Linked DNA regions of Homo sapiens: region 1 is linked to region 2. A link is a loop called in an ENCODE intact Hi-C map of the cell type or tissue named here. Cell type or tissue: PC-9. All regions are shown on one strand. Links, peaks and the distances in the headings refer to the core of each region. The heading gives the core; the rest is flanking DNA. Region 1 overlaps LINC02798 (long intergenic non-protein coding RNA 2798). Region 2 overlaps LINC02798 (long intergenic non-protein coding RNA 2798).

Region 1 (10,022 bases), core at 952-8,951, 46 kb after region 2:
TAATCATAAGCAAAAGATAAATTTTAGTTCTGCCAACCTGAGAGAAATTTAAATTAGCCTTTCAAAATGCATTCATTTTCAGTTTTAGAGAAAAAGTTGAATAAGTAAATGGATGTATGTATGCATATGTTTGTGTATGTGTGCCAGTGTGTATACCCAAAGTGTCTGTGTGTTTTAGTGCTCACTCTCAAATATATGACATGAATCATTCAGCGACATATTTAACTCTATACATGAGTAACTTTAATATCTTTCTTTGAAATCTTTTGAATCGTATCTAATAAATATAGAAATTCAATGCATGTTTATTATATATGCATTATAATATTTTAAATATTAATGTTCCAAATAATCTATATTAATAAATGCTGGATGAAATAATGCATCTCTTGGGAATCAACACATGTGAACTATTAGTCATCATCTGTCACTTTCAAATAACGTTTTTCCATTCTCTAAATCAGTGGCTTCCAAAGTGATTTGTATGTATTTCAGGGGATGTTCTAGAATGTTGTTTAGAGTGCAAGAAAAAAAATAGAATTTGCATTTGGATGTATTTTTGTCTAAAAAATACAAAGTAAGTCTTTAGTAGTTAATTTAATATTTAATATGTTCACATTTTCATCTTTATTACTTGAATCCATAAATAATGATTCTTAAATCATTATTATTATTATTATTATTATTATTAGGCACATTGCTACCTGGAATAAGGACTAAATTTATCTTCTTTCCTTGCAGCTAGGTGATGATATTCTGATCTATGAGATGCAAGAAGATGTGATGTGTGGGACATCCATGAAAACTGATTAATGAGACCTGACACAAATTAGAGATCAAGCCCACTACGACCACCACCATTTTTCTCTTCTATCCTATTTTTTTGTGACCTCTAGCATGACCATGATGCCAAGATCTCTAGCAGCCACATAGTGACCTGAGGTAAATCTGAGTATGAAAATCATGTGCCAGGATGGTGTAGAAAGAGGGTTTTGGATCCTATTGACAATGGAAAGTTGGTCTTCCTACCTCTGAACCTCTTTATGTAAGAGAAGTAACCTGAGTTTTAAAAGCCATTATTATTTCCATTTTCTCTGCTGATGCAGACAAACACAAGTCCTAATTTTATAGAGACCTAATACGTTCTGGACCTCAGAAAGAGATTCCTGGAGGAAATGTTGTTTTCAACCACTAACTCTGCTAATTTCAGGCCAAGTGAGGCATTATATAGACAGTCTGACCACTGCCACAGTTGCATACGTTCTAAATTTGAAATAAATCCCTTACTCTGTATCACTTATAGTGGATCTGCTTCTCTGATAAAACCCTCACTAAGACAATTATCATCCACTGTTTGTTTTTCCTGTGGTAAGTATATCATTGCTGTATAAAAATAACCTTTTAATTATTAACTCAGTTGGCCCAGTTTAGCATCTTTTCCATCTTCCATTCTCAATTTGATAATTACCATCTTTCATAATAATTATCCTTCAGGTTTCACAATACATGTATGTTGAATGTTAAGGCTATTCTTCATTGATATTTACACTTTGACTCCATGGTGAGAGAAGCTGCAGTATCTGAGAAATAAATAATTTGTATGTGGGAGGTGTGATTTTACAGCTAGATTATAGCTCAGTTTCTAGTTCTTTCTTTTAGAGAGATTTCTCTTGGTCATCTTTATAGAGGTATGAAGATATTTAGTTTTACTGTTATTATATTAACATTTTAAAAAGCAGCTTTCTACAAGGTATGGCATCAGGTGGAATTATTCTTGCTGTGCTCTCAAATAATCTCCATGCTAAGTTTTTGGGCCTCACTGCAGCCCCTGAACACGTATGTCTCTCTGTACCTCCTCTGTATGATGTAGTGAATTTTTTGGACCTTTGAATCACACACAGGCTTTCTTGGCTGTTTTATACCAAAGGACTTTCACTAAATTCCTAAGAAAAATTTAGCACAGCCGATGCTGTTTTCCAATGCCAACCTTGGAGTTTGCAATTTGCCCAGACAAAAATACCATAGCTGATGGTGATGATGATGTCAATATTTTTTTAAAATACAATTTAAAAAATGGTTCAACATAAATTATCTCATTTAGTCCCCTGAACAACCTTGTGATGTGATTTTGAACAGGAATATCAAGACCTCAGGATCTGGCATCAAATTCTGGGGTTTGAATATTATTTCTATCACAAACTATTTATATTACTGCTTATATGTAAGTGACAACCTTTCTATTCCTTATTTTTTCCACTTGTAAAATCAGAAAAATGACAATGATGAGAGCACCAAACTTATGAGCTTGCGAAGATTAAATGTGTGTATGGGTTTTTATCAGTTTGAGAGACATTATATTTCCATTTGTTGTCATTCTGTCCCTTCCATCAGGGTAGGACCTTTCTTCAGTGCATTACTTTGTCCCCTGAACCTAGAATGGTACCTGGAATATCATTGGTGCCCAATAAGTACTTGCTGAATAAATGACTGAATAAATAAATGTAATCTGTCAATATTTTCATCTGAAGATATGATATCTGTTTTTTACCTTATTTTTTCAATCATCCGAAAGGTAGTATGCACATTTGAAAGGTAGTCATTGTTATTTTCTTACACCAGTACTTGCACTTTTACAATATGTAGCAATAATCATAAGCAAAGTATCATGACAGAGTGAGAATAAACTTAAATCTGTAATTGCAATTTTTCTTCACCGTGGCCTCCATTGTTTGTCATGTGTCTTGGCTACGTCAGGATGGAAAGCATTGCTTTTTTCTATTTACAGGACCAGAATTAAATCCATGTTTCTTGGCTGACCATTTGGTTAGTTTTTGTTTGTTCATTTGTTTTTTCATGAAATGTTCATGGTGGTTGGGCTGGAATAGGTATAGCATTTTATTTATTTATACTCAGCTGAAACTAAGAGAAATATTTCAGACCAAGAAGTGGGGACAAGAGCAATACTTGTGTAATAATACGATGTACCATTTTACATTATTTGGAAGTGCTGATGCCTGCATCTATAGCATCAGTCAAGAAAGAGAGGTAATGAAAGAGATTTCAAATGAATATCAGATAGGCTTTAGTATTACATAGGATAAGACAGACAGGATTGGTCAGGGTATGCTGGAAAAGATTTTTTATCTTATTTTATTGGCTTTATTTAAATTTTTTTTTTTTTCCCAGCTGGAAATCTATTTATTTATTTTTCTTCAGTGTTACAATGAAACAACATTGCTTTATTTAAATTTTATAAAAATTCAAACCATACAGTACTTTATAATAAAATTGACTGCCTTTGGCTACTCTATCTCTATTTCCAGTGCAACTGTGGAAGTGGCACTGACAGATATGGTTTTAGCTACTTAGAAATTTTTCTAGACACACACACACACACACACACACACACACACAATTTATATGCAAAATGCTCATATGCATGTCATATTTTTTCTTTATTCAGCAAGTTATAGTGGATATTCTTTTATAGCATACGTAGCAATGGACTTCTCTTTTTAAAGACTGCCTAGAATTCTGTAGTTATAATACAGTCATTCATGTAACTAATTCTCTAAAAACAAGCCAGATGATATTTACTAAGAACTTACTATGGGTCAGGCACAGCTCTAATAGTCTAATCTCATCTAATCTCAATACGTTCATGAGTTAGGAATGGTTGTTATTCCCATATGTTCCCAATGAGGAAACTGAAGCAGAGAGTTTAAATAATGTGCCCTAATTTACAGAATTATTAAACTGGTACTGGAATTATGCAAAGATAATCAGGCATCAGAGTTTGTGATGTCAACTGTTATGTGATACTGCAATAAACGTTGTATAAACCTCTGTAAACTAGTGTGACATGGTTTGGCTGTGTCCCCACCCAAATCCCATCTTAAATCGTAACTCCTACAATTCCCACCTGTCATGGGAGGAACCTGGTGGTAGGTGATTGAATTATGGGGGTGGGTCTTTCCTGAACTGTTCTCGTGATAATGAATGAGTCTCACGAGATATGATGGTTTTAAAAACAGGAGTTTCTCTGCACAAGCTCTCTCTTTGCCTGCCACCACCCATGTAAGATGTTGACTTGCTCTTTCTTGCCTTCTGCCATGATTGTGAGAACTTCCCACTCCTGTAGAACTGTTAAGTCCATTAAACCTCTTGTTCTTCCTAGTCTCGGGTATGTCTTTATCAGCAGCATGAAAATGGATGAATATATACTGTAACAATTTTTAAACAATAGATGTGGATTGCTGGGTCAGAGATTTGGCATATTTTATATTTTGATAGTTTTTTCCATTTTGTCCTCTAACAAAAGTCAAAACAATGTGAACTTATGCTAATAGAATATGAATGCATTCCTGGCTAGGTGTGGTGGTGGCTCATGCCTGTAATCCCAGCATTTTGGGAGGCTGAAGTGGGTGGATCACTGAAGGTCAGGAATTCGAAACCCTCATGGTGAAACTTAAAAAAAAAAAAAGAATATGAAATATGAAGGCATTCCTTTCTCTAAACTATTGCCAATGTCAGATACATTTGTTCCTAAAATCAGGTCTCTGAAAATTGGTGGATAGTAAAATTAAAGGTTATATCAGAATGATTTCCTTTAAAAAATACAGAAAAAATGCATTCTAATAAGTTGGAAAGAAGTGTTCTCTTGTCATGTTACATGAATCTGAATTGTAAAGGGTTTGTCAAAAACCAAATATATAGGATTTTATTCATTAAAAAAATCATTACTACTAATGCTCAATGGAGCAGATGAGTTTAGTTTATTAGTATTGTCTGCCATTTTCTCCAAGATCCCAATTTTTAAAATTCTTTCATATGATGTCTTGGTTCTACTCAGCAAACTTTCAGACTTTTGTTATTTTTGTTAGTTTGTCATATATTTTTTAGATAGTGCTTTTGCTATAGTAAAACATGCCTTCAATGTGGTAAGATATGTCTTTTAAAAAATTATAGCCAATAAATATCAACTTGACTTCAATGGTTGATCCCCTTTTGCTACTTCTGTACCTGGAAAACTCCTCGAGATGGTAACTAGTGCTTTCCAGTCATGCTTATGCTTAAGAGCAAAAACAAAACAAAATTGAAAGCAATAAAAACAAAAGAATTTCGCTGATGAAATACACAATTTTAATTTTGCAAAGCATCAACTGTGAATGCTTCAACAGCATGGCATTGTGTGAGAGTTTGGAAACATACCAGGGGGTTGAATTTACATTCTTTTTTTTTTTGGGTAATAAGATGTATTTTAATTTGACCACGGGAATGTGGTCAATTATATTTCCAGACTCTAACTAAAAAGCTTGGACTTTAGGTTTAAAGTTTGTTATTCTAAAATGAATGTCTTTATAGTAAAGGAAAAAACATTCATGTCTTCAATGTAGGAATCCAAATATCATAAATTATGCATTAATTTAAAGGCTGGTTTATTGTCAATCTTTTTAACATTTAACAAATCAGTGACAAATGATGTTTAATTTATATATCCCTTATCACTGGTGATACACATCACTTATCATCTATTTATCCATCCATTTATTTATTTTTTATTTATTAACCATATTAATTTTTCTTCCAGGAGATTACTGTTTTTATCCTTTCCTTTTCTCTTTCTTGTTTTTTCCTATTAAAAACTTTGTATTGTTTATGAAAGTCTTAGGAATAGAAGGAAGGACTAATTTCTGAGAACAGAACAAGGTGGGCACAAGAAGCCCCTCTAAAGACAGAACTAAGGCAGGAATCAATGTTATCCTCATGTGTGGCTTGAGAACCAGCCTGGTGGGGAGTGGAGGTGAGAGATTTCAGACATCAAGAAGGTGGTCACCACTCTGCTCCTCCAGGCCTTCTAAGATATGGAAAAGCTGCTGTGACAAAGAAGCCATGCTCTCTCGGACCCGGGCTGCAGCCTTGATATGTCAAGTGGTACAAGGCACTTTGACATGCAGGGTGTGGAGAAACTTCAGTCTTCAGACTTCATCCTGCAAATCAGAGTAGGCCTGATGAGCATTTGACCAGTGCAGTTACACAGAGCCCTATGCTCAGAAAGATGCTGAGTCTGGTTTAACTCTGCTGTTATTATCTGAACATTCTTAACAACTTTTGCTTTAAACTGTGCTTTCTAAGCGGAGTTTAATGGGATAATGGAACATGCACGTGAGCAGAGGAGATACATTCAGGGCACATGTACGCTGTGCTTCCTTGACACTCCACTTGCAGATTGCCTTTGCAATGCGCCATATGCACAGAATTTCAGTGGACCACTAGGCTTGGAAATTCAGTAAGACTTAAAGTAAATAAAAGGTAAGCATTTTATATATGGGGCTGAGTAAGAGGAGGGCGATGAAACAGGACACTGACGGCTTTTAGAGACAGTGCATTCCTTTGAACACAACCTTGCTTCAAATGCAGAAAGAAAGCAGTGGCCTTTCATGACATCTGAATACCCAAAGAAGCCTATTACACCCTTTCTTACTTAAGTTACATTCTTATATTGGCCAAGTACTTACATAAAAAATGATGACACAGAAGGAAAGGGAAAAACAGGACAGCCCATAGTTCCTTTTCCTTTCAGTCTTTTCTTACTTGCCTGTAGCAAAAGGTAGAGAGTGTTGGTAGAATGTGCATGTATCGAAAAGTAAAATAAAAACTGTGCCACTGCTTTGGTGCAAAATTTCTTCTTAATTTGGTAAGAGCAAAATACACATGCATATATGAACTATGAAATATAAATTGTATAATTTCAGTAATTATACATATAAATTAAATGCTCTTATATTCTAAATCTTGTATTACACAATACAAAGATGAATGGTAAAATTCCTTGTAATAATCAAAATTTTTTTCTTAGAATGACATTAGATAGCAAATAAAAGAGACATGACAAAACAACGTGGAGACTGTGGGAGAAAGGTAACAGCTTGATAGTTTAGTACGTTTAGTGGAAATTTTTTTGTGCTTTTTGAATAAGGGGTCCCACGTTTACATTTTGCACTGGGTCCTGCAGATAACGGAGCTGTCTCAGCCCAGTTGATTGATGTCCTGGAGAGGATCCCTCAATGGCAGAGAGCTCGGTGACAAGTTCTAGATGTTGCTGCAGGTGTTTTTGTTTGACCATGTTTCTTGACTCCCTCATTGCGACAAACTTCTCCAGATTCTCTCAGAGCTTTTGAGGCCAACTCATTCACCCTCAGTACCGTTCCCCTGGCCTACCCCAAACTTATGCTGTTGAACTTGTTTCTCCAAGAAAGGACTCAGCATTTCCAAAATGCTTTTCAAAGCATCACCAGGACAATAGAACTCTTTTTTCTTGGCTACGGAGTCCTGCCGAGCCACAAACAGATGGAAAATATAATTCATCCCCTCAAAGATCTGGAAGATACTGAGTCCCACAGCATTTGCTCTGCACCTGGCTCTCCTATGGTCCCGATCATCCAAATGAACTTACAGGTCACTTTTTGGGTGTCTTTGTGCCAGTGATTTTGCTGATGGGTCTATTTGTCCTTTTATTTCTGGTTCACACGGGAGCTCATTATGGTAGTTATAAAATTAGATTTGTGGTGTTTGGAACCTAGCAAAGAGAGCTATGAAATTGCAATAGACTACTTAATTATCCAAATTTTTAAGACTAACCTTAATTCATTTATGTATTGTTCCAACTGCACCCCATCCCACATTTTTTTTTCAAGTGGGTGTTTTATATTTTGTGCTGATTAACCCCTTATAAGTGATACATTGCACCTATTTTCTCCTAATCTGCATTTTGTTGTTACTTTGTGGCATCTTTCATCATGTATAAACTTTCTTTTAAATTTTGTGTAATGAAAACGTTTAGTCTTTTTCTGTATTTATTTATTTAGAGACTGAGTCTCACTCTGTCACCCAGGCTAGAGTGCAATGGTGCGATCTCCACTGTCTGCAACCTCTGCCTCCTGGGTTTAAGCAATTCTCTTGCCTCAGCCTCCCGAGCAGCTGGGATTACAGGTGCCCGCCAACACGCCCAGATATTTTTGTATTTTTAGTAGAGACAGGGTTTCACCATGTTGGCCAGACTGTTCTTGAACTCCTGACCTCAGGGGATCCACCTGCCTCAGCCTCCCAAAGTGCTGGGATTACAGGTGTGAGCCACTGTGCCAGGCCTCTGTATTCTTAAATTTTATGCCTCTGAAGGCTTTTCTATCCCAAAAATAACTTTAAAATTCTTCTATAGCATTTGAACAATGTTGTAGTTTTATCCTTTGAACTCTAATGAATTAGAATTTATTGTCTGATAAATGTATAAGACAAACATCTAAATTTATTTATCAAACTAGATAGATTTTTAAATAAACAGCCACTTAATGGATAATCTAACTCTTTTTAACTGCTTTGAAATATTTTATTTGCTATATGCCAAATTCTTATGTGTATATGTGCCTTCTTTTTCTCTCTAGTCTCTTTCATTAGACTATTTGCCTTTTCCTGTACTTATATCACACTGTTGAAGTTATTATAACTATGTAGTATATTATGATACCTAGTAGGACAAATTCTCCTTCAGTGTTCTTCAAAAATTCCCTGGTTATTGTCTTGATTTACATTTTACAGATATTTTAAAATCAATTTTTATAATAAAATTCTTTTAGAATTTAAATAGAAATTGTATTAAATTTAAAGATTTACTTGGGGAGATTTGGCATCTTTGTAATGTTGAATAGTTTCCATCTTGTAATATCTTTCCATTTTATTGGATCTTAGAAAATTTTAACTTTTCCTTCACAACTTTAGTTAAACAAATTCATAAGTATACCCTTATTTTGTCTTTGTTAGAGGAATTTTAAAATAAGTATTTGTCATTTATTTCTGTAAATTAAAAAGATGTAAATTTATCTTATAACTGGCCACTTTCTTAAATTATTTCATTTATTCCAATAGTTTTTCTACTGATATTCCAGGCTTTTCTATGTAGGAAATCACATAAGTTGCAATTAATGAAGATTTAGGTTTCTTTCTAATATCTTATTTAAGTTCTTATTTGTCAGGACTTCCATGTAATGATCATAGTACTTGATTTTAAACAATAGGATAAGTCAGACTCTGGTTAATTTTGACAAAACATAAAAAGTAGTTCAAAGGAAAACTATTGAACCACATTTGGAAAACAAGTACACTAAGCAGTCAGAACCAAATGCAAAATGAATCCATCTGGTGAACATATTACTGCTATTGCTATTGAACAACAGCTGGCATTCCCAGCACCACAATACTGCCTTTTTGTTCCTTGGGAAGCCATAGTGGCTTCTCTTCTGTCCTTGCTCCATTGCACTATTTCCAATTCAAGGTTGTGTTTGAATATCTGACTGGCTAAGCCCAGGTCGTATGCACATGCCAAAGTGGCAAGGGAAATTGGGAAAAGTGTGTTTTTCCACAATTCAGAGTTCTTCTATTTGTGGGAAATTTTCCAAATCATAGGATCAAGGTTTACATGTTGAGTAGAAAAAAAAATTAACAAGAATATTTCATACCCTTTAAAATATATTGAACAGTAACAGTATGATTCATTTTGTATCTTACTTTCATTGGAATTTCTCTTGTATTTTACCCTTAAATATGTTTTTGTTGTTGATTGATACTATAATAATATGACAGAACTTTCCTTTTATTTTTAGCTTACTGAATAGTTTTTGTTGTAACCTTAATAAAAAGTGGATGTTAAATTTTTATCAAATATATTTCCAGCATATATGGAGATAATTACACATTTTCTCTATTAATATAAAATAGCAAATTGCATGAATATATTTCTTAATGTTGAATTATTTCCTTGTATTATAAAATATATTCCACTTGACCTTATGCTCTATTGTTAAGTCAATATTCAATGTTTACAGTATTTGGCCTATGGAACTATTTTTCACAGCTGATAATTTTAGTTTATTATGAATATTTTTGTTCCCCCCTTTTATTTATCTTCATGCTTTTTCTTATTGTGTACTTCTATTGCTATTTCCTCTGCACACCCCCAATCATTCAAC
Region 2 (10,022 bases), core at 944-8,943:
AGAAAACAATGAAGCCGGGGGAAGAAAGGAGCAGTCCACAGGTACAAAAGTTACAAGGAGCCGGGCACGGTGGCTCATGCCTGTAATCCCAGCACTTTGGGTGGCTGAGGCGGGTGGATCATGAGGTCAGGAGTTTGAGACCAGCCTGTCCAACATGGTGAAACCCCGTCTCTAACAAAAATACAAAAATTAGCTGGGCGTGGTGTTACATGCCTGTAATCCCAGCTACTCGGGAATCTGAGGCAGGAGCATAGCTTGAACCTGGGAGGTGGAGGTTGCAGTGAGCCAAGTCCATGCCACTGCATTCCAGCCTGGGCAAAACTCTGTTTCCAAAAAAAAAAAAAAAAAAGTTATAAAGATATTAATTAAAATGAGGTTGAAAAATTTGTTGGGTTACAAACTTAACAGGGGAGAGAATGGGGATAGAGAAGGAAATGGGTGGGGATGAAATGGAGACTCAATATTGGCCACTGGTTCAAGAAATTTGGCTGTGAAGAGGTAGGGGTAGAAGAATTTAAGGGGTGAGGTTTTCTGTTTTGGGTTTTTATTTTTTGTAGTTTTTGTTTGTGTTTGTTTTATTCTGCTTGAAATGAAATATTGAGAAGCCATGGGAATATTTAAAAGCTGATGTGGTTGGGGCAAGGAATAAGGGTAATTGATAATGTCAGGCTTCTGAGAAGACGAAAGAGAAGCTGATTTGAAGTACCAGTGAAGACACTGACCTTCCACAGGAAGAGGCTTAGTTTCTTTATTTTACTTTGAAGAAGGAGAAGAGGACTGTAGAAGGAGACAAGATTACTGGATTTATTTGTGGGAAATCGAGGTAACTCCTATCTAATGGGTTTTTCTTTCTTTTGAATGAGGGAGAGGCCATAACTAGATGTTTGATATTAGACATAGTTTCCTACCTTTAAAATGGAATGTTTTGAGAATTAGTTGCGCAATGAATGTGAAAGCACTGCAATAACAGTTGTTGTTTACAGCACTTATTTCCGTTGTGGAAGTGCATCTTTAAATTTAGAGATTCTTACATTCTTTTTAACAGACTTTCTTTTGACATTATAGTCTTGTTTCCAAATCCTTTAGAGATGGAAGCAATATTATCTAAAGATATTGTGAGAAAAATAAGTATATGTAAAATATTCTATTTGTTGAAAATTACCACATAAATTTTATATATTATTTTACTTTTATAAAGGGATTGAAATCCTCATTCATAAGCATTAAATCAATCCCTTATGGCAGTTTATTTTTGTGTGGAAAGTTAATGGTGTCATGTAAAGTGCTTAAGAGAACTCCAGTACAATAATTCCAAGTTCTATAAAATATCCATCACATTTACATGAAAACACCACAAGATGACCAGGGTCTTTATTCTGATGTTCTTCTACTTCAGATCATTTTATCTCCTTAGGACCAATATGTTCATTTTGTTTTGTTTTGTTTGCCTTCTCTTGGAGACCAAGTTTGGTCAATTCTAACATGTGAGATGAAAAAGAAAATAGAACAAGAGAAGTGGCTCACTCCTGGCCAAATTATTTTAAAAATTGTATTCATATATACCTGGGAAGATTTTTATAATTAATGTTTTAGAGCCACCCTTAAAATAGTGTTGTAATTCCTTTCACAAAATATTTTTAGGGGCTACCGTTTCTGTATAAATTTAGCAATGCCGCTCATTGCTATAATTATAGCAGCCTACTTCTATTATAATTTTATTATTTATATTATTGTTTCAAAAGGCACTACCAACAATTAAACACTTTATTCAGAAATATCATAATTAAAACAAGATTATAGAGTACTTCAGTCTTTGGGATGATCAGAATTTAGTGCAGTGTACTGAGAACTATTTATAAAGCCTACTGTAGCCGACTCTGCGCTTTGCCCATGTCACCTAAGCTCTTAGTATTGCAGTCCACACCAGTAGACTTCCAAGGACAGCATTTATGTGTCTTTGTCTGAGTGTTTTCTCTGGCAGCCTGAGGCCACTCTGCTGTTGCCAGCAGCAGGCTGGAAGTATGAGGAAATTTTCACCCTTCAGGAGCAGCACTCAACAGGATTTAAAAATACCCAGCTCCCTTGCCCTGCAGTCAGGACAAGGCTGAGGTATATTTTCTACTTGGCTCCCAAAACCCCAAGTGGTAACTTGCTTAATGATACACTCTTGTCATTGAGTTAAGTTGTTGCTGTTGTGTTATTAAAGTTGTCTCCATTTCCTGTTTCACTTTCTCACTCTGCTATTAGTGTTTCCTGGAGTCATCTCCCATGGAACTATTTTCTCTTGAATTCCTTTTTCAGGATTTGCTTGTCAGGGAATTCAAAGTAAGCCACTTATCACATTTTCTCATCTGTAATTTCTAATATTACTTTAAAATTCTAAGTACGGTGGAGAAGAAGGAGCATAGAAAGGGCACATGATGCCAGCATTTTCAGAAAAATTAATCTCATGTCCATTGTGACCAGATACAACTCTTGGAAATATCTGAAATCATGTATATAAATTATGGAACAATGAAAGTTATTTTTATTTGTGATTATAGTTCATTTTCACCAGTATATAAAAAGAAAAATCTCTACCATACAATGTATCTATTCATTCAGTCAAAAATATTTCTTGAGCACTTACTATATCCTAAGTACAGTGCTAGGTTGTGAGGGTAAAATGGTGAATAATACTGATATCATGCCTATACTCATGAATCTTACAGTGTGATGTGTAACTGGTAATTAATCTGTCCTCACTCAAGTTAAGCTATGGTAAATGGTATGACAGAAAATATGGGGACCTCATTGAGTATGTGACAGAAGGAATTGATTTAATCTGGGTGTCCAGAGTATCCTTCCCTAAGGGAGTGAAGTTTGGGCTAACAGGTGAATAAGGAGTTAGCTAGAAAGGGGGTGGAGACACATCTGCAAAGAGCAGAGAATTCCAAGATGCTGAAGCCCAAGTTATCCTGGAACTTTAGAAGAACTGGAAGATGGTCACTGTGGCTGGCATAAGGGGACAAGAGAGAACAATGCACCTGGAGCTTTCTTGCAGGCTCCGTTAAGATAATGATAAGAAATTTGTGCTGTGCACTGTGGCTCACACCTATAATCCTAGTACTTTGGGAGGCCAATATGGGCAGATTGCTTGAGCTCAGGGGTTCAAGACCAGCCTGGCCAATATGGCAAAACCCCATCTCCACAAAAAATACAATAATTAGCTGGGCGTGGTGCTGCGTGCCTGTGGTTCCTGCTAATTGGAGGGTGAGGTAGGAGGATTGCTTGAGCCCAGGGGGCAGACGCTGCAGTGAGCTGAGATCCTGCCTTGGAAAATTATTAGATAATTTAAATTGAGAAGTAAAATAAGATGTATAGTTTTAAACAATCACTCTGGACAGTGTATTAGAAAACAAGCAGAGATCACTTCAATGTTTTAAGTAATTTGTGCTAAAGCCTAAAGCTACAACTCAGATAGTTAGAAATGTCAAACTATTTTAAAATATGTTGCTTCAACCTATTTATTAATATGTTGAGATTGCAAAGTGTCTCAAATGCTTACTTGAGAATAAAGGCCAAAATTGAGTAGTCAGTCACAACGTTAGGACTATTTCTTTGTTCCAAATTCAAAGGCACTCTTATTTGCATTCAGTATATATGCATTTTTTTTATTTTTGAGTGCCAACCAGAAGTTTAGCTATTGAAGAGTATAGCAAAGGGAAAGGCCAACAGCAAAATTGTATTTTCCGCATTTGCAAATCACTGCAAGATCTGGTCTTTCAAAACAATTTGGATTAGGTGAAGTATGGCATCCCTGTCTTGTGTATGAATTACAGAGCTATCATTCTGCTACAGTTATGATTATATTCATTGTAAGACAGAAGGCTGAGCAATTTAAAAAGTTCTATAATACAACTTAAAAATTTATATGAAATCGCCAGTCACTTTTCTATTTTCTGTTCTTCCTCTCCTCCGTCTTCCTTCTTCCACCTCACCCTCCACACCCCCACTTCCTCCTCTGTCTTTGAAAATACGACAAAATACATTTGATAATATAAAAAAAACACAGGTTATGCTATTTCAATAACTACAATGTAACATTAAAGTAGTTATTTGATTTTACCTTTTAAAAATACTAACCAGTCATATTTCGGACAATAATTCTAAATCTTAATGAGAAAATGAAATACAGCTTTTTAATGATTTGCAAGCATTGATAATCAACTGTTAACAGACTACAGCATTTTTTTTTTGCTTCTATGTGAATAATCTACTTTGTCTTTAATTCAGATTATATATGTAGAATGCTGGAAAATGTTATGTAAGAAGATGCATTTGTAGCCGGGCGTGATGGTGCCTGTAGTCTCAGCTATTCTGGAAGCTAAGGTGGGAGGATTGCTTGAGCCCAGGGGCATGAGGCTGCAGTGAGCCATGATTGCGTCACTACACTCCCGTGTGGGTGACACAGTGAGACCCTGTCTATAAATAAATAAATACATAAATAAGAAGTTGTGTTTAAACAAAATTTGATTTAATAAGTTTTCCTCAAATTGCCTAGTCACAATGGTATTTCATAGCATGCTTTATTTAATTATTTTTCTTTTGTTTTACTTAGCTAAATCAATTTTCTAGGCGTGTTTTATGAGAAATGCAGTTGGATAAATTCCTTAAATTTTCTAAATGATTCATGTATGACAGTGTAAAGGTAGCTAGTTTATGATAATTTTTTCACTCCTTGAAAATGACTGTAATATTTAACTGCTGTGAAACGAAACTGTAAATTATAATCTACATGGTGAAGAAAGAAGAAATATCTGTCAAAACACATTCAAAATTGTTAAAGATATAAGTGGATGTGTCTGGCTAAACTAGATTTAGACCTCTTAAGCTTTTCTTAATTTTAGAAAGAAAAAAGAGCTTGATTTTTTATGTCAAAACAGAATAAAATAAAGCAAATAAGGCATTAACTTGACCAGTCTCTCTGCCATTATTTATTTTGATTATCCATCCATATCCTTTATCTAATCAAATTATATAAAATTTTAATGTGAAGAAAGAAATTTTACTGCAAGAGGAAAATAAATCTTACTAACAGATGAAACTAAACTGAAGGGAGTTCATAAACAAATGTTTTATTGGGATACTGTAATTAGCAATGACAATAGCAATACATAAAGCGTAATATGGGAGTAAAGTGATTTTTCTTCCTGCTAGGCTGTAAAAAATGTTTTTAAGGGGCATTAATACCTTTCCACTCTTAATGTAATCTTGGGCATCAGCTCAGGTACCTTTTCTAAAAGCAGTAAGCACTTAACAAGGCATCCTATAGAAATATATCAGTAGTATTGCTCCAGGGGATCCCAGGCACTCGGCAGGCCGAGGCAGGAGAATCACCGGAGCCCGAGGCAGGGAGGTTGCAGCCAGCCGAGATCATGTCAGTACAGTCCAGGCTCCGCAAGAGAGGGAGACCGTAGAAAGAGGGAGACGGAGAGCGAGAGCGAGAGGGAGAGGGAGAGGGGGAGGGGGATGGGGAGGGAGAGGGAGAGGGCCAGTCTTCGTTTTTTATCAAGCACGAATTATATAACCTTGTTATTCTTTGGAGAATGTTTAATATCTTAAAATAATTATTTTTTAAGTGTGTGTGAATATCTGCTCTATTGACTGTGTCACAAAAGTATTTTTTCTTTGAATTATTATATGTCTCATTTTCTTCCTCTTTCCTTCCTTCCTTTCTTCCTTCCCTCCCTTCCTTCCTCTCCCTTTCTTTTCTTCTCTTCTTTTCTTTTCTTCTTTTCTTTTCTTTTCCTTCCTTCCTTCCTTTCCTCCCTTTCCTTCCTTTCCTTCCTTCCTTCCTCCCTCCCTTCCTTCCTTCTTTCCTTCTTTCTTTTTTTTTTTTCAGAGTCTCTCTCTGTCACTCAGGCTGGAGTGCAGTGGCGCAGTCTCGGCTGTCTGCAACCTCTGCTTCCCGGGTTCAAGCAATTCTCCTGCCTCAGACTCCCGAGTAGCTGGGATTACAGGTGCCTGCCACAATGCCTGGCTAATTTTTGTAGTTTTTAAGTAGAGAAGGAGTTTCACCATCTTAGACAAGCTGGTCTTGAACTCCTGACCTCATGATCCACCCGCCTCGGCCTCCCAAAGTACTGGGATTACAGGCATGAGCCACCATGCCCGGACTCTCTCTCTTTCTTTCTTTTCCTTCCTTTCTTCCTTCCTTCCTTTCTTTCTTTCTTCCTTTCTTTCTTTCTCTTTCTTTCTTTCTTTTTTCTTTCTTTCTTTTTCTTTCTTTCTTTCTTTCTCTTTCTTTCTTTTCTTCCTTCCTTCCTTCTTTCCTTCCTTCCTTCCCTCCTTCCTTCCTTCTTTCCTTCCTTCCTTCCTCCTTTTTTCTTTCCTTCTTTCTCCTTCCTTCCTTCCTTCCTTCCCTCCTTCCTTCTCCTCCTTTGTTTCTTTGTTTCCTTCTTTCTTTCTCTTAGATTTTTCTTTTATTTGTTGCTGCAGCCTCTAGGTTATATAATTGCTCCTTATTTTTTTGCCACCACATTAAGCTTTTATTGCTAGCAGTGAGTATTTGTTAAGTATGTACTTTGAATAGAGAATGGAATACAGTATGTTTAGAAAATGCTTGTTTTCTAACGCATATAAGCTGAAGAATTTTGAAATGTAACAAACAACAAGATAAAGCTTCTAATATATATCAGGCATTCTACCAGCATTTTCTTTAATCCAGAAAACAGCTTATAAATTAAATATTACTAATGACACATTAAAGAAAAAGAAACTAAGATACATACAGATTAAATAAGTTGCCAGTATTTATATGATTACTAAGTGTAAACCAAGATCTTTATTCATTTATTCATTCTCACATTCAAAGATTAGGAAAAATTGATCCTGCATTTCTGCATGACAACACTTGTGTTGGTGCTCACCAGGCTACCCACCACTCCTCATTGTCTTCTCCTGGGCATGCTTTCTTCCTTATGGAATCTGCCTAGTCTCCCAATGAGCCCGGTAATAGCCCAGTACACGTAGGCTAACCTTGTTATTCCAAAAATCCCTCTAGGGTAGTTCCCAAAGTTGTAAACTTCTAAAAAGTTTCAACATTGATATGGAGTTCCAAAAAAGTCAAGGACAAATCTGTATGGCTCCTTGGAATATCCATTTTTGCATACATTTATCTAGGAAGGCTTATGAAGCCTCTTCTACTACAAGAATCTCCTGATGAACAAGAAAGTAAGAAGGAATTACAAGGTTATCTGCATTTGTGAATTACTCATAGTTGTGAAAAACTACAAAAGAACTATAGGGAATGATTGTTCTAAACCTATTCACCCTTCAATTTAATAACTCATAGAGAATTAAGATATTAATTCATTCAATGACAAATATCTATTCAACACTCATTGTGAACCTTGCACTGTGCAATGTGCTGGAGATTCCTTGGAAAACAGGTTGAATATAATCTCTGCTCTCATGCAGCACAAGTTGGTGGGGGAACAAAACAACACACAAATAAGCAAATAAAAATATATTACTGCAGATTGTGAGAAGTGATGGAACAGAGTGCCATGATAAGAAACGGTATAAAAGTCCTTATTTTAGTTTTGGTGGTCAGGGAAGGTACGTTTGAGGATATGACATTGGAGCTGAGACTAGAAAAATGAGAAGGAGCCAGGGGATAGGGAGGAAGAATTCTAAGCACAGCTAATTGTAAGAGCAATGTGAAGTGAGGAGAAAGTCTGGGCCTGTTCCAAGGATGGATAGAAAGCTAAAATAGATGAAGTTTCCTGAAAAAGGAAGATTGAAGCAGAAAATGAGGTAATAAATTATTGCCAACAGTTTATTTCATAAATTTAACTAAAATTTCCTGGCATATTTACAGATTACAAGATGCCCAGTAGATTCTGCCAGCTTTCTATTGCTTAAAAGTGAATAAAAAGACAAACACAGCAATTAAAAAAAAAGGATAAAAGATTTGAACAGACACTTCGCAAAAAAGATACAAGATGGCCAATAGCATATGAAAAGATGCTCAACATCATTATTCAGAAAGAAAATACAAAATAAGACTACCAGGAGATAAAACTAGCCATATAAATACATATAGCTATAAAAACTAACAATGTCATGTTGGGAAAGACGTGGAACAACTGGAACTCTTGCACATTGCTTGTGGGTACAACTACTTTAGAAAATAATGTGGCAGTTTCTTATAAAAGTAAACGTACACTTACCTTATGATACAGCAATTCCACTACTACATATTTGCCCAAAATAAGTAAAAATATATATCTACAGAAAAGCTTGCACATGAATGTTCATAGCAGCTTCATTGGTAAGAGCCAAAAATGAGAAGTAATGCAAATGTGCATCAACATGTGGTACCTGAATACAATAGTATATTAGCAATAGGAAGGACAAAATCATACACACAACTCTATGGATGAGTCTCAAAAACGTGCTGAGAGAAAGAGCAGATATATACACAACATGTACACATGTACATAACATGTCATACATACATAACGTGTGTGTGATGATTGTATTTACATGAAATTTTAGAATGGACAAAACTGTGTAGTGACAGGAAGTGAAAGCTGATGAGGCCAGCAGTTGCCTGGGTGTAAGGGTAGGAAAATGTTACTGCAAAAGGTCACAAGGGAACTCTTTGGGGTGATGCAAATATTCTAAATCTTGATTGTGATGGTGGTTACATGGATATACGTATTTGTCAGGACTCATTAAACTGTAAAGTGGGTACATTTTTAAAAATGAGTACATTTTCTTATATGAATATTACACCTCAGTAAAATTTGTTTTAAAAAACAGTCAATGGATTTGTTTCTGTTAACGTTTATCATTATTGTTTATAGGATCTTTTCTCCATAGTAAACTAAATAAAATGTTTCCTGTATTTCTTTTAAAATATTGACTTATTTTATTTTTCACCAGTCCTCACTAAGGTTTTTTTTCGTTTGTTTGTTTTTGTTTTTGTTTTTTAATTATTAGCATTTTGGCCGGGTGCGGTGGCTCACGCCTGTAATCCCAGCACTTTGGGAGGCTGAGGCGGGCGGATCACGAGGTCAGATCGAGACCATCCTGGCTAACACGGTGAAACCCAGTCCCTACTAAAAATACAAAAAAAAAAAAAAAAATTAGCCGCGCGCGGTGGTGGATGCCTTGTACTCCCAGCTACACTGGAGGCTGAGGCAGGAGAATGGCGCGAACCTGGGAGGCGGAGCTTGCAGTGAGCGGAGATCGTGCCACTGCACTCCAGCCTGGGCGACAGAGCGAGATGCCGTTTCAAAAAAAAATACAAATAAAATAAAAAATTAAATTATTAGCATTTTATATTATATGGTACAGAGCTATGAGAAAAATAAAGCTTTCTTCTGAACTAGATTAATTGACTGGCATTAAGGAGACTTTTGCCATATATATATTTTTAATTTGGGGTATTGTTGTTAAGGAGTGAAAACTATGGATATTCGGGGGAATTATACTGAAAGTCTTTTAATTATTCTCATATTTTAGATTTCTTATGTGTTTAAGATTACATATGCCTAAAGTGAATGTTTTAAAGTTCCCTAAAAACATATAGCCTGGGTCAAAGCTTAAGTCCTAATACTTTCTTGAAAAAGCAATGTTAGGGTAGCAACAGTGAGGGAAAAAGAAGTGATTCAGGGGAGGAGAAAATGTAGTACATCGTCCAGGAATCCACAGCTTTAGAACAAAGCACCTTTTGCTTCCTCACTAACACTAAGGACGTATTCCACGCAGGTCGTAAGGTAACCCCTGCTACTCAGGAAAGTGTGAGATAGAAAGACAGGACAGGAATTTATCTGCTGGCTTTTTTATTTTTCTCATTACTCTAAGTTTGTGTGGAGGTAAAGCAACTCCATCTTGAATGCTACTCAGATGTGTTGACTGACTTACCACAAATTCTGTCCTTGAGCAAATTACTTCAATTGTCTTACAAATTCCTTTTGAAGCACGTTACCCTTTCCCTATGGTAAAAAAAAAAAAAAAAAAAAAAAACC

Evidence for each region. Peaks named below come from ENCODE experiments on the same cell type or tissue, not always from the same donor. Only the 100,000 strongest peaks of a DNase experiment are listed, where the experiment ranks them.
Region 1: a loop joins it to region 2, with 4 times the contacts of the local background. A loop is called at or near these places in 7 of 110 quality-filtered maps.

What each region holds. Positions count from the first base shown.
Region 1 is chr1:121,459,278-121,469,299 of GRCh38, forward strand. It overlaps LINC02798 (long intergenic non-protein coding RNA 2798), which reads left to right. Exons shown (of 2, transcript XM_047438024.1): 2 at 742-3,852. Among named protein-coding and RNA genes, the nearest start is that of SRGAP2-AS1, 66 kb to the left of the region's middle. In PC-9, for the core only: no CTCF peak of the experiment used is centred there; no DNase peak of the experiment used is centred there.
Region 2 is chr1:121,413,079-121,423,100 of GRCh38, forward strand. The region is part of intron 1 of LINC02798 (long intergenic non-protein coding RNA 2798); the gene reads left to right. Among named protein-coding and RNA genes, the nearest start is that of SRGAP2-AS1, 20 kb to the left of the region's middle. RefSeq lists an enhancer at 6,709-7,210. In PC-9, for the core only: no CTCF peak of the experiment used is centred there; DNase peaks (open chromatin) are centred at 4,383 and 4,663; H3K27ac peaks cover 1,322 bases.